Regions from separate parts of the Homo sapiens genome. Here region 2 is linked to region 1. Evidence: chromatin contacts called from ENCODE Hi-C or POLR2A ChIA-PET data. All regions are on one chromosome and are shown on one strand. The core of a region is the stretch at or near the end of the contact, and the rest is flanking DNA. Distances in the headings are between cores, read along the strand shown. Region 1 overlaps FMNL2 (formin like 2). Region 2 overlaps CACNB4 (calcium voltage-gated channel auxiliary subunit beta 4).

The links. A loop is a pair of places that touch in the nucleus more often than their neighbours do. ChIA-PET counts read pairs that join two places held with the same protein, here RNA polymerase II (POLR2A). Pooled maps may share reads with other maps.
Region 2: a loop to region 1 is called in a pooled map, with 4 times the contacts of the local background. The contact joins two enhancer-like sites. A Hi-C loop is called at or near these places in 1 of 168 maps with a recorded cell type or tissue (tibial artery), 10 of 37 single-sample maps with no recorded cell type and 9 of 50 pooled maps. POLR2A ChIA-PET finds 5 or more read pairs at or near these places in 2 of 52 experiments (activated CD4-positive, alpha-beta T cell and activated CD8-positive, alpha-beta memory T cell).

Annotation. Positions count from the first base shown.
Region 1 is chr2:152,404,804-152,410,464 of GRCh38, forward strand. All of the region lies in intron 1 of FMNL2 (formin like 2), which reads left to right. Among named protein-coding and RNA genes, the nearest start is that of FMNL2, 72 kb to the left of the region's middle. RefSeq lists an enhancer at 472-766. Within about 2 kb of position 2,633, at least 21 of the 41 ENCODE cell types and tissues checked have a DNase peak (open chromatin) inside an H3K27ac peak, as active enhancers do.
Region 2 is chr2:152,036,487-152,042,147 of GRCh38, forward strand. All of the region lies in intron 2 of CACNB4 (calcium voltage-gated channel auxiliary subunit beta 4), which reads right to left. Among named protein-coding and RNA genes, the nearest start is that of CACNB4, 60 kb to the right of the region's middle. Within about 2 kb of position 2,370, at least 13 of the 41 ENCODE cell types and tissues checked have a DNase peak (open chromatin) inside an H3K27ac peak, as active enhancers do.

The DNA of each region.
Region 1 (5,661 bases), core at 1,383-3,882:
AGGAGGATGAGCTGGTCACATGTGGCATTTTCTCCCATGTTGAAATAACATGAGATGGAGAACATTGTGTGTTGATGTCTATCTACAAGTTGATTTTTGTCTTAAGATAAGCAGAGCCTCCCTACAACAGGCCCTGAGTACTGCATCACCTTCCTCCAGTTTGAAAAACTGACGGGGGTTCTTACCAGTCTTTGTTAATTCCTGTCTCCGGAAAGAATGGTTGGTAAAGGCACATCCGTATTCTGACATGTTGAGAAAGAAAGGATACATGCTTGGGAACAGAAGTTGAGGCTGTAAATTGTTGGTGGTCTTACTAGTATTGGGAGGCTGTTTTATCCCTGGCATCTAGCTGCTTGTATGGACGCTGGGGTTCTAGAAATAAGTTTTTACTCCTTTGGCTATAATGAGCTGGGCATTATCATTAACTAGAAGGCTGGATTGGAAAGGTTTGGGAAGCAAAGGTCCTTCTGACATTCAACGCATCTTCCTTTCTGGTCTTTTTTGGAGCAGATTTTTCTTCTGTGCTCTCTAGGAAGCTGATGTGGTTCCTGTCCTCCAACTGACCAGTACCTAGAATGTCAACAGAATGACTCATGTCCCCAACATCCTGTCCTTGTTCTGGAGAAAGGGAACTGTTTGCCTTTGGAAAACACAGTGCTTACCTCTGGAAAAACCCCAAAGCAAGCATAGCTTCAACACAGTTTTCCTTAAAGCTCTTGTGATGTCTTGTGATTTTTTTTCCTTGTGACTTTTTGTAATGAAAGTGTTGGTTTTCCTGTGTCTACCTTGCGTGCCAGGTGGTTGAGAATTAGGGAGCTTTAGGTGTTGGAAAGGACCCTAGAGACCAACTGGTCCAACTCCTCTTTATGGTTTTAGAAACAAAGGCCAAGTTGAAGTAAAGTGACTTGAGATCTAGAAACTGGTCAGTGATAATCAGGACTAATTAGTACCTGGGTCTCCTGATTCCTGGTTCTGGGTCTTTGATTTTTATGGTTTGCAGTAGGTTTTTGAACAGTTCACTTGGCTGCCTTATTGGAAGTTCTATCTATGCAGAATGATATTGATATGGGTGGATATTTAAAACTACATATATTATAACATAGTAAAGTCTTTAAGAATACATGATATACATTGAGTTGTTATTCAGAAGCTAGGGGGATGTAGAAGAGTAAGAATTCTTCTGATTTTCAGGACATTCTGTCATAATTTAGCCTTAAGACAGATTTTGGGCAAGGTATATATATCTCTTGTGACTACAAAAGGAGGCTGGATTAGATTAGTTTCATTTGTTGTTTCAGGCTCTGAAATGTTATGATTCCCTATGTCTATAAGTGTATGCTGCACATTTTTTTCCTTCAGTAGTAGAGAATGTCTGCAATGTGGTTAAATCCTTATTCTTTAATTCCAGTATTATAGAATATGGGTTCCATGTAATTTACATTCATGTTGTTTTTCTTGTCAAAGAGGGAACTGAGATAGTTATCTACTGTGTTCAGTAGCATTTTGAGTGGGGAGAGAGAGCTATAGTGTAAGCTTGAACTTGAGCAGACATTAGCACTCTGTTAGGTTACAATTGGTGTTAACAGTAGAGAAAAGAATCAGAGGAAGAGGAGGAAAGAGACTGGTGTGTGGGAGCTAAGGCCCATTATTTTGTTATGGGCTTCTTCCCCTTTTGAGTGACTTAAATGATGTGATTGAAGATATTTGATAGCTCCATCAAGATGGTAGTCTCAATTCCTTCTACAGCCCACACTTTCTCCTCCTAGATTTGAATTGTTATGATGGTAGCATAATTTTTGACAAATGATGTTTGTGTGGAAGTGTACCTTTTATCTGAGTTGAGTCATTGCTTTTGATATTATCACCTCCATTTTACAGATGAGCAAATTTAGTCTGAGAGAATGGTTAAATTTAGAATTTAACCATATGACCTTCCAGGCACCACGTACTGTTCCACTTTAAGTCTAAGACGTTTCATTTACATTTTGTTCTTACTGATTTAGAAAAGTTTATTGTTTTCATTTTCTCACATTACTTCCTGGTGCCTGGCATAGGACTATAACTGAAACATTTTTATAAATGATTTAAAGGTATTGAATGTGATGAACTGGAAAAGAAGAAAAAAGCTTCCTGAGTCACCCAGACTTCATCCTGGCTCTGTCACTTTGTAATCTTGAGAGGAAAGATTAACTTCTCTAAGCATCAGTTTTCCCACCTGAAAAAGTCAGGAAAATATTATTTTCCATACTGGGTTGCTGGGACGATTAGAAACCGAGCATCTGAAAACTCTTTGCACAGTGCTTAAGGTAATTAATGAGTGTTTGTCATTATACTTATGTTGATGTTAAATTAACATCTTAAAGAACTCTAAAATATTTTTCACTTTCTGTTTTTGTTTTTTTTTTCTTTCCCCCTGAAGCTTCAGAATGTCATTTCCTCTAAATGCCTGCCACCCTCAGGGAGTTCTAGTAATAGGGTGAACATAACATCAATGGAATATGAGGAGTTACTATTAGCAGATGCTATTTGTTTCCCTTTTCATTTCTTTTTTTACAGTCGTTTGGGAGAAACCCTTCCAGCCCTGGGCGATGCGGTGTGTCAGTGTCTGCCTTTCTGCCGACTCCTGACAGCGCCTCCCTTCAGGGGTGTGGGTGGAGCTCTTCATGCCTGCCCCTCCTGCTCACATTTCTCGGTTCACTGGAAAAGTCCCCAAATCTTTTTGTCTGCTCAGTTGTGGCCTAGTAGCCAGAGTGGCTCGTGCATTAAACGAAGAGGAACCTATGTTTCTTCTCTTTTCAGCATTTTGGCTGAATTTTGAATTTTTATCTGCCCCATTGAGTCTGTTGGCTCTGGCTGCTGCTGTACCAAGCCCTCTTTCTGGTGTTCATAAACCAATGAGAGTACAATTTCATGGCCTGGGTCAGGCTTGTTTGTTGGTTTCGTCTTAATTAGAAGCAAACCTCTTTGTCTTCCCTTTTCTTCATCTTCCAGGGAGAAATGGATTTTCTAGGCTGAGCAAATTAATCATAGTGGTGTCTAATAAAAAACAATCACCACTGCAGTACCTGGCACACAGTAGGTACTCAGTAGCTGAAAGAAACAGTTCCTGTAGCTCTTCCAAGGTATCCAGCATTTTGTGCAGGTAGGCTGGGGGCTGCTGAAGGATCTGTTTGTGAAAGACGAGAATTAGCTTAAGTAACTTGGGTTGGAAAAGTCACTCTGCCTTCTGAGTGACATATGGGGGCTGGAAGGTGGCAGAGAACAGGGTTGGAGAGTTTCTCTGGTAGGTGGATTAGTGTTGTTCCCAGCTCAGAATAAGGTACATATTTGAAAGTTACTTAACACAGAGCCTTGGATTCTGCCTGTAGGATAATAGATATTGAGTAGTTGTGATAAGTAATCATATGTAGCACTTAGGTCTTTTTATCTTCAAAGAACTTTTTTAAAAAAAACACTTTTAAACACAATGAATTCTACCTTGTATCTTTATCGTAGCCCTAATGTTCTCTTCTGTGTCTTTGTCGTATTATGTTTCTTAGGACAAGTGAGTAAGCTTTGTCAATTGGTTTATAAAACATTTATGCATTTAAAGCTTCCAGGGAGTGAGAATTGAAATTACAGTATCTGGGGCTTCATATTTGCTGGCAAACTGCTGGCTTAGCATTTTCTTCCCTCTTGTCTGTTTTTCCCAAGCTATAGCAGAGATTAAATGAAATTTAGGAATTGTGTGTGAGATTTTGTTTCTCCTTGAAATACAGATGCTCCTAGACTTACGGGTTTTTTTTTGCCCTGATAAACCCATTGTAAGTTGAAAATATTGACAATATTGTAAGTCAAAAATGCATTTAATATAGCTACCCTATGAAACATCCTAGCCTAGACTACCTTAAACATGCTGAGAACACTGACATTAGCCTATAGTTGGCAAAACCATCTAACACAAAGCCTATTATAATAAAGTGTTGAATATCTCATGTAATTTATTGAATACTGTACTGAAATTGAAAAAACAGAATGGTCGTATGGGTACTGGAATTATGGTTTCTACTGAATATATATCGCTTTTGCACCATTGTAAAATTGGAAAATTGTAAGTCAGGGACCATCTGTAGTTCTGTCAGGATGGGTGAAATGCTTGCTGTGCAGTGCATTGATTTCTAAAGTCAATCCTTAGCAGATACTTTAAAACAACAAAGAACTAGAAGTTTCCTGGTTAAGAGGGAAGAAGGGTTTGCAATTGGCTTCATAAATTTCTTCTCAGGCTTTTAAAGTTATGAGTCAAGAACCTTCGAAGCAGTGTTCGTAGGTGCATCCTTTCCTTCCTCACCCCATATTTCATTTATATAACAAGATACTTCAAAGATGCTCCAAAGAAATAAAGACAGTATAATTCCAAATGATTAGCTCAAATCCGACTGCCACATTCAAGGCTTAAAAAAAATTCTCAATTGCTGTGAGGGATTAGAAAAATGGCAGCTGGCAAAAATGCCTTCAGTATAAAGATGATAAGACGCCACTTATTAATTCTTTATATAAGCAATGGTTTTTTTTGGTGAGGATATGGAGAAAGGTAATAAAATCATGGTCTCTGCTGTGGGTAAAACTAGTTTGAGAGCCCCTCCCCTGCTGCTTTTTTCAGAAGTTTAAAAAGGAGGTCAGGAGCAGAGAGTTAGTTTCCCTGACTGGGGGAAGTTAAGGAAAGGAGTGTGAGTGAGGTCATGGAGAAGGCATGGTGAAGTTTCACAGTCTTGTGGATAAGTTTCCCATTTGATATGGGATATAGTTGAGAGTTACATCAAATGGAGTTGCCACCAACATGACTGCTAATGGTGACTCTGGGTACAGAGGACATGGCATAGTAGTAGTTATGCAGTAATCGGACCCTGATTAACGATGAAGCTGATGATGGCATTGATACTTTATGGAGAACTTTGTATGTGTTTTTCCCCCATTTAATCCTTACAGTCACCATTTTCAGATGGTAGCTGGGAGTAGTAGATAATTTTCCCAGGGTCATATTGCTTAGGGGCAAAGCTGGGATTTGTAACCATGATGCAATACTGCACCTGGTGGATGTAGTCAGGGTTATCAAAATAAAGAAAAATTGACCCAAAGATATATTTTAGAGGCAGAAACAATAATAGCTTAGTAATAGTCTAGGTGTGTGAACTCGAGACAAAACGAGTAGGAAAAAGATGGTTTTTAAGTGACAGTTTTGGAAAAGAAGCAACGGGGGTGGCAGGAATGAACAATACAGTTCTGTCTCGGTCATGTTTATGGACTCTTCTTCCTAGAGAACAGCCAATAGTCTTTCATCAGTGTTGATTTCATCTTTCAGCCTTCAGAAAACAGCTGTCAATCCAAGTGCTTGCTGTCGATATGGAGCACAGGTTGTGAACACAGTGCCTTTGTGCCATGCTTTGGTCACATGTACAGGTGTTGACTCTAGCAGCAGACCAGTACCTACTCCCAGTGGAGCTCAAATTCACACATCACACCATCACATTGTCTTCTCATTTAGCCAGTGAAATGATTGGCGTCTCACTGCAGTAGTACAGTGATAGTCATTGATTGACAAGACCTTCTCTGGGAAGGACTACATTTATTCTGATTTCTCCAGATCAGACTTTTAGAACCAGGAGAGGAAGTCTGTTCATGGTC
Region 2 (5,661 bases), core at 1,120-3,619, 370 kb before region 1:
ACAGGATTTCACCATGTTGGCCAGGCTGGTCTCGAACTCCTGACCTTAGGTGATCTGCTCTCCTAGACTTCCAAAGTGCTGGAATTATAGGCATGAACCACTGTGCCTGGCCAGTAAATTTTATGTTACATGTTTTTTACCACATTAATTTTTTTTAAAGTGTTAAGTGTGGTGAAAGGCAGATTTCAGTGAGGATGTCGACCTCTAGAAGCAGACTTTCCAGAGTCTTGGAAGTAATATTTCTGGGTTACTTTAGGCTACTCAGACCATGTTTAGAGTATTCTGTCTTATTTTGGACACAACGGCCTTGGACCATGGCTGGAGGACATGTCAGTCTTGGCTATGCCTTCTAGTGTAACATAGAACAAGTATACTCTGCCATGACATGAGATTCCTTCGAAGAGTTTCACCTGACAAATATTAATTGAGAATCCCAGGAAGTGCACTAGATGCTAGAAAGCAGCTATCATGAACTTCAGCTTCAAAAAGGCAGTGAACCTGAGCAGAACTCTTATTTGGGTGTTTCTATCTCCAAACGTTCTTGATGGCCTTAGCCACAAGATGGCGCATGTAGACCATTTCCACACTTGCGGCTCAGGCCAGTTGATTCTTGCGGGGGCATAGGTTCCCAAGCACTTATGTAGGGTATTCTTCCCTGGGCTTCTGTTTTGTTACCTTCTCAATGAGTGATGTCTGAGAAGCTTGGTTTGGTTAGAAATAATATAATATCCTGCTTATCTCCTTTGAACAAGTACTCAAAGGTGGATATTAACAATAACACACTTGCTATACCTAATAATATAACAAGACTCTCCTTTGAATATGAATCAGGGAAGTGCTTCTGTGGCAATCTATATCCCGTCAATTTACAAACTGAGTGATTGCAAGAATAAATAAATCCTGCTTTGGCCCAAATGTCAATCTTTGCTAAAGAAATATGTCTGTGGACATTACAGAGGAATCGTGCCGTTCTTAAATCTACTTACACCCTGCTTCTGCAAATGCTTACGTATCTGACTTGTTTTAAGGTATTTCAAAGCCAAAAGAGAGGCAAGAAATAAATGCTCACACATTTTGAAGTATTCCATGAACAACTGAATAATGTGACCTTCTGACTCCCAGTGAGCCTAAATTTTTCTCATTCTTCTTGCTTAGACCAAAAGCACATATCCCCTCTCAGGTGAAGGCACAGCATTTAGGATGACACTCTTCTTTTCCTAAGGATGGGAGGGAGAGAAAGAAATGCTCTAGGGAGACATGGCCTCCCTCTGAGACCTAAAGGGAGGAGGGAAGATTTTTCTTCTCCCATTTGGTCAAAAGTCAGCCAGGGGAGCCACCGTGAGCCAAGACCTCAGCAGGCCTGCAGCACTGCTGCTCCCCCCTCATCCTTGGAGCTGCTCACCAACTGCTACAGCAGGGAGCTGGCCGGGCCCCAGCCTGCAGTGAACACAGAGCCAGGCTGCAACAGCTGGATGCAGAAGGGAACCACCCCCAAGGAGGCCGTGACAAAACGCAGGGCCCAGGGAATCTTCAGCATTCATCTGGCCAGGAAAACTGGGGAGGATCAGAGGGCCCCCAAAGAAATGCATGTCAGGAACCTACTGGGATCTACCATGCTGTATTTGGAGGCAGGAGGTGGGGGTAGCTTTCATAAATCCTGCCAATGGCAAAGTTCCTAAATTCTTCAAAGCATCAAGGATGCTGGCCTGCAATGGGAATGCAGAACAAAAAGTCTTGTAAAGTAAGGGGTTGGTGAGCTTGTAATTCTGGGGTTTGGTAACTCTCACACCAGAGTGTGCACAAGTTGCTGAGAACCACGCAACAGCCCTCCCCGGCCTTTTCCAAGTTCTGCTGCTTGCCTTTGGCCTAATGAGCCAAATTCAGACTGTATATCCCCAATGCAGCTTCTACTGACAGACAAGGGTTTGGCAAGAAGCTGGAATGCAGCTTGATTGCAGATAATGAATGTGTTCAGCAGAGATGATGAGCACCTGGGACACAGGCTTCTACCTCAGCACCGAGTCTGGCTGGGAGATGGAAGAGGATAGGTGTGCGTGAGCAGCTGGAGGCACAGAAGAGGAAAGGCCCACTACTCTGCTGCAGCCTGCTGGCTCGTATAACAGCTCATTAACAGCAGAGGCTGAGACTTCCTTTTCCTCTTTCCACAAAAGACATGGCAATAAAAGCAGGACAGGCTGCAAACTCAGCCATTTTCAAAGACTCATGGCATGTGAGATTGGGAGGAGGGTGACCAGCTGTGGCCACACAGATGGGGACAGAGGCCCTGACTGGTGCTAGGACACGTTAGTGGTGGAGAGGGACAGTTCCCTCAGGCCTTCCACCTCCCAGCCCAGGACACTCTGGACAGGAAATCTCCCCCTCTCTTCCCAGCCCTGTATGTCCCCACCCCAAGAGGGTGTGACACTTCCTCATGTTCCCTGCTGGCCCATTGGCTAGAGCTCTGGACGGATATAGAGGAAAGATAATACAGTAATTCAGAACTGAGGTCATTGCTTGCTTAGTTAATATAGGGATAATTAAACAGCATTTAAAGAAAATGGTTTAGCTGTATAAGCAAACATTTCCTTGTATTTAAAAAAAAGCAAGAAACATAGTTTTCTGAGGTCTCTACTTAAGAATCTTATTATTGGGCCGAGCGCGGTGGCTCACACCTGTAATCCCAGCACTCTGGGAGGCCGAGGCCGATGGATCACGAGGTCAGGAGTTCAAGACCAGACTGGCCAAGATGGTGAAACCCCATCTCTACTAAAAATACAAAAATTAGCCAGGTGTGGTGGTGGGTGCCTGTAATCCTAGCTACTCGGGAGGCTGAGGCAGAGAACTGCTTGAACCCGGGAGGCGGAGGTTGCAGTGAGCTGAGATCTCGACACTGCACTCCAGCCTGGGCGACAGAGCAAGACTCTGTCTCAAAAAAAAAAAAAAGAATCTTACTATTCCCTCAATGCTGAACCCAAACCTTCCCCTGACCAGTCTTTTGGAGGAAGCCTACACTTCTCCTACTCTGTTCACTTGCCAAGCAGCATATGGAGCCCTAGAATATTCTTGTTTTCATATAGGTTTTATCTTACATTTCCAACTACATTATTTGTTCTATGAGGATAAGAGCCTTGTTATATGCTCTATGTCTTAATGAAAACATCTGATAAAACATGAGTGATCACTCTGTGCATGGCAGGCAGGCAAGGCAAGGGAGTAGGGTGGGACCAAGCACTGATCACAGAAATGCAGGTATTCCTTCCAACCCTGGAAAAGTAGAGCGAAGCTCAGGGAAAACTACGTAAGTCCTCAGAAACATAGTCGAAGGCATGAAGTAAGCACTGAAGCAGACCATATGGAAAATAACATCTATTTTTCAAAAGAATTTAAAATAGAGAATGCAGAAAAAAAGAAGAAGTTTATGGCAATATGATTCTTGTGTACACCGAAGACATAATTTGTTGACAAAGATTAAAGTCACTTAATGGTCTTAAGGCAATGAGTATACTTTATATCCAAAAAGAATAAGAATTTTAATTCCACCTTCTATTTCTACAAAAATTGTACTGGCTGATAAGTGATGGCCCCCAGTTTTCATTGCGGCTAAATGGGAATGTCTCATTTATGGGCTATTCTGAATAAATTAGCTGGGAGTTTTTTTAAGTATCAAAAATACCAAGAGGTCTAACCCATATACTAGTTAAAAAGTAGAATTTTATACATCTGCTGAATCTGAAGGCTCATGATTCTCCTATCTCACAGTATTTAACTCCTACATTTTATAAAGAATTCAATGACATCTAGAATCTTTAAATTTATAAATATCTATCATTAAATCTGGCTCAGATAATAATTGAACCAAAGCATATAATGCCATGTCTATTCATGCCCTCACATTTCACTGATACTTTCTTCAGCTAATTAATTTTATTTATCTATTTGTATTATTTTATTTTATTTATTCATTTATTTTTTTGAGACACAGTCTTGCTCTGTCACCCAGGCTGGAGTGCAGTGGCACATTCTCGGCTCACTGCAACCTCCGCCCCCTGGGTTCAAGTGATTCTACTGCCTCAGCTTCCTGAGTAACTGGAATTACAGGCGCACACCACCATGCCCAGCTAATTTTTGTATTTTTAGTAGAGACGAGGTTTCACCATGTTGACCAGGCTGGTTTGAACTCCTGACCTCAGGTGATACACTCGCCTCGGCCTCCCAAAGTGCTAGGATTACAGGCGTGAGCCACCGTTTCCAGCCAGCTAATTAAATTTAAAAAGAAGTTTTCAAGATTAGCAAAACCTTTACAACTCATCTAACAATGTAGTCCTTTGTTCACATCTAAATGCATATGCTGCCGGTGCCAAATGATGGTGATTAACCCCTGGCTGATATTTTCTGTGAAACAAATTGGTATTTTCAAGACAATTTCCTAGTGAGAAAATGTCCACATAAACAAAATTGCATTTTGATCAAATCCCCATGTTGGTCATCTTGGCAAAGCCCTCAAAGACCATGGCAAAACAGCCACGACTGCATCGCCTGACCTCAGCCTTTTGGGCCCTTTGGGAGCAGACTCCCCACACTCCATGGGAGAAACACCATTAGGCCATTAGGATTTCAACCTCGGATAAAGCTCTTCCTCCTGTTTCTCCCCACAAACTTTTGGCACTCAGTATAATGATTGTGAGACACTAAGAAAGACAAATGATTTTTCTCTCTCTCATTTGCTAATCCCAAAGTATTACTTTATTCCCCTTTGGAACTTTTCACTGCAGAATCCTTTGTGTATAGAGAGATCTGTGTTCTTAAGCTCAAGAATCTGTTTAATAAACTATGAATTTAGAAGTCATCATCATGTTTTAGTTGCATAAGCTCAGTACTTATGGGAAACATTTCTGGAAGAAGGTAAAGGGCAATCTGTAATGGGGGCTATAAATTTCTGTTTAAATTTGCCACGAGTTATTAAATCCAGTTAAAATCATAATATGACAGTGGGAAGAAACATGAAGGTAGGCAGTTGGCCAGGCCAGGGGCTGAAGGGATATTATTGCTGGTTATGAGAGTTTACTAAAATCATTACCATGAAAGTTCTGAGTTTTGATAGGAGACTGGGGCACAGAAACTGCAGGAAGAAAGAAGCATCTGGACAAATCAGTCCATCACCAAAAGACATGGAGATTATATTGTCGGAGACATCTTCAGAAGTCCTCTGATTTTCTAAGGAAAACTGAATTAAAAAAACGGCTTTGGGTATGACTTCTCTTTCTTCTTCCAAAACCATCAAAAAGGGAGATATCTTGCAAGTGATTAAAAGATAGTGTTCTGTCTAGCACTATTGCAAGTAACATCCACATAGAAGTCAGAAGACCCTGCGTGAGCACTAATTCCCCTGTTACTTCCACCAGAACACAAACCCAAACAGGGCAGAGCCTCTGTCCTGCTCACGCCATCATTCCCAGCACTTGGAATAATGCCCAGCACATAGGAGGTGTTCAATAAATAGTTGAAGGAGTGAAAGAAAGAGCAAACTATGTGATCTGTTCAGTCTGCCACACTTCTAGCCAAACCTCACCCTAAATGCAGAGCCAGAATGGGCCATGCTGGGAAACAATACTCTATCTCCCCAGTGCCTAGGGCCAGGTAAATGACTCTGTAAGGGACTAA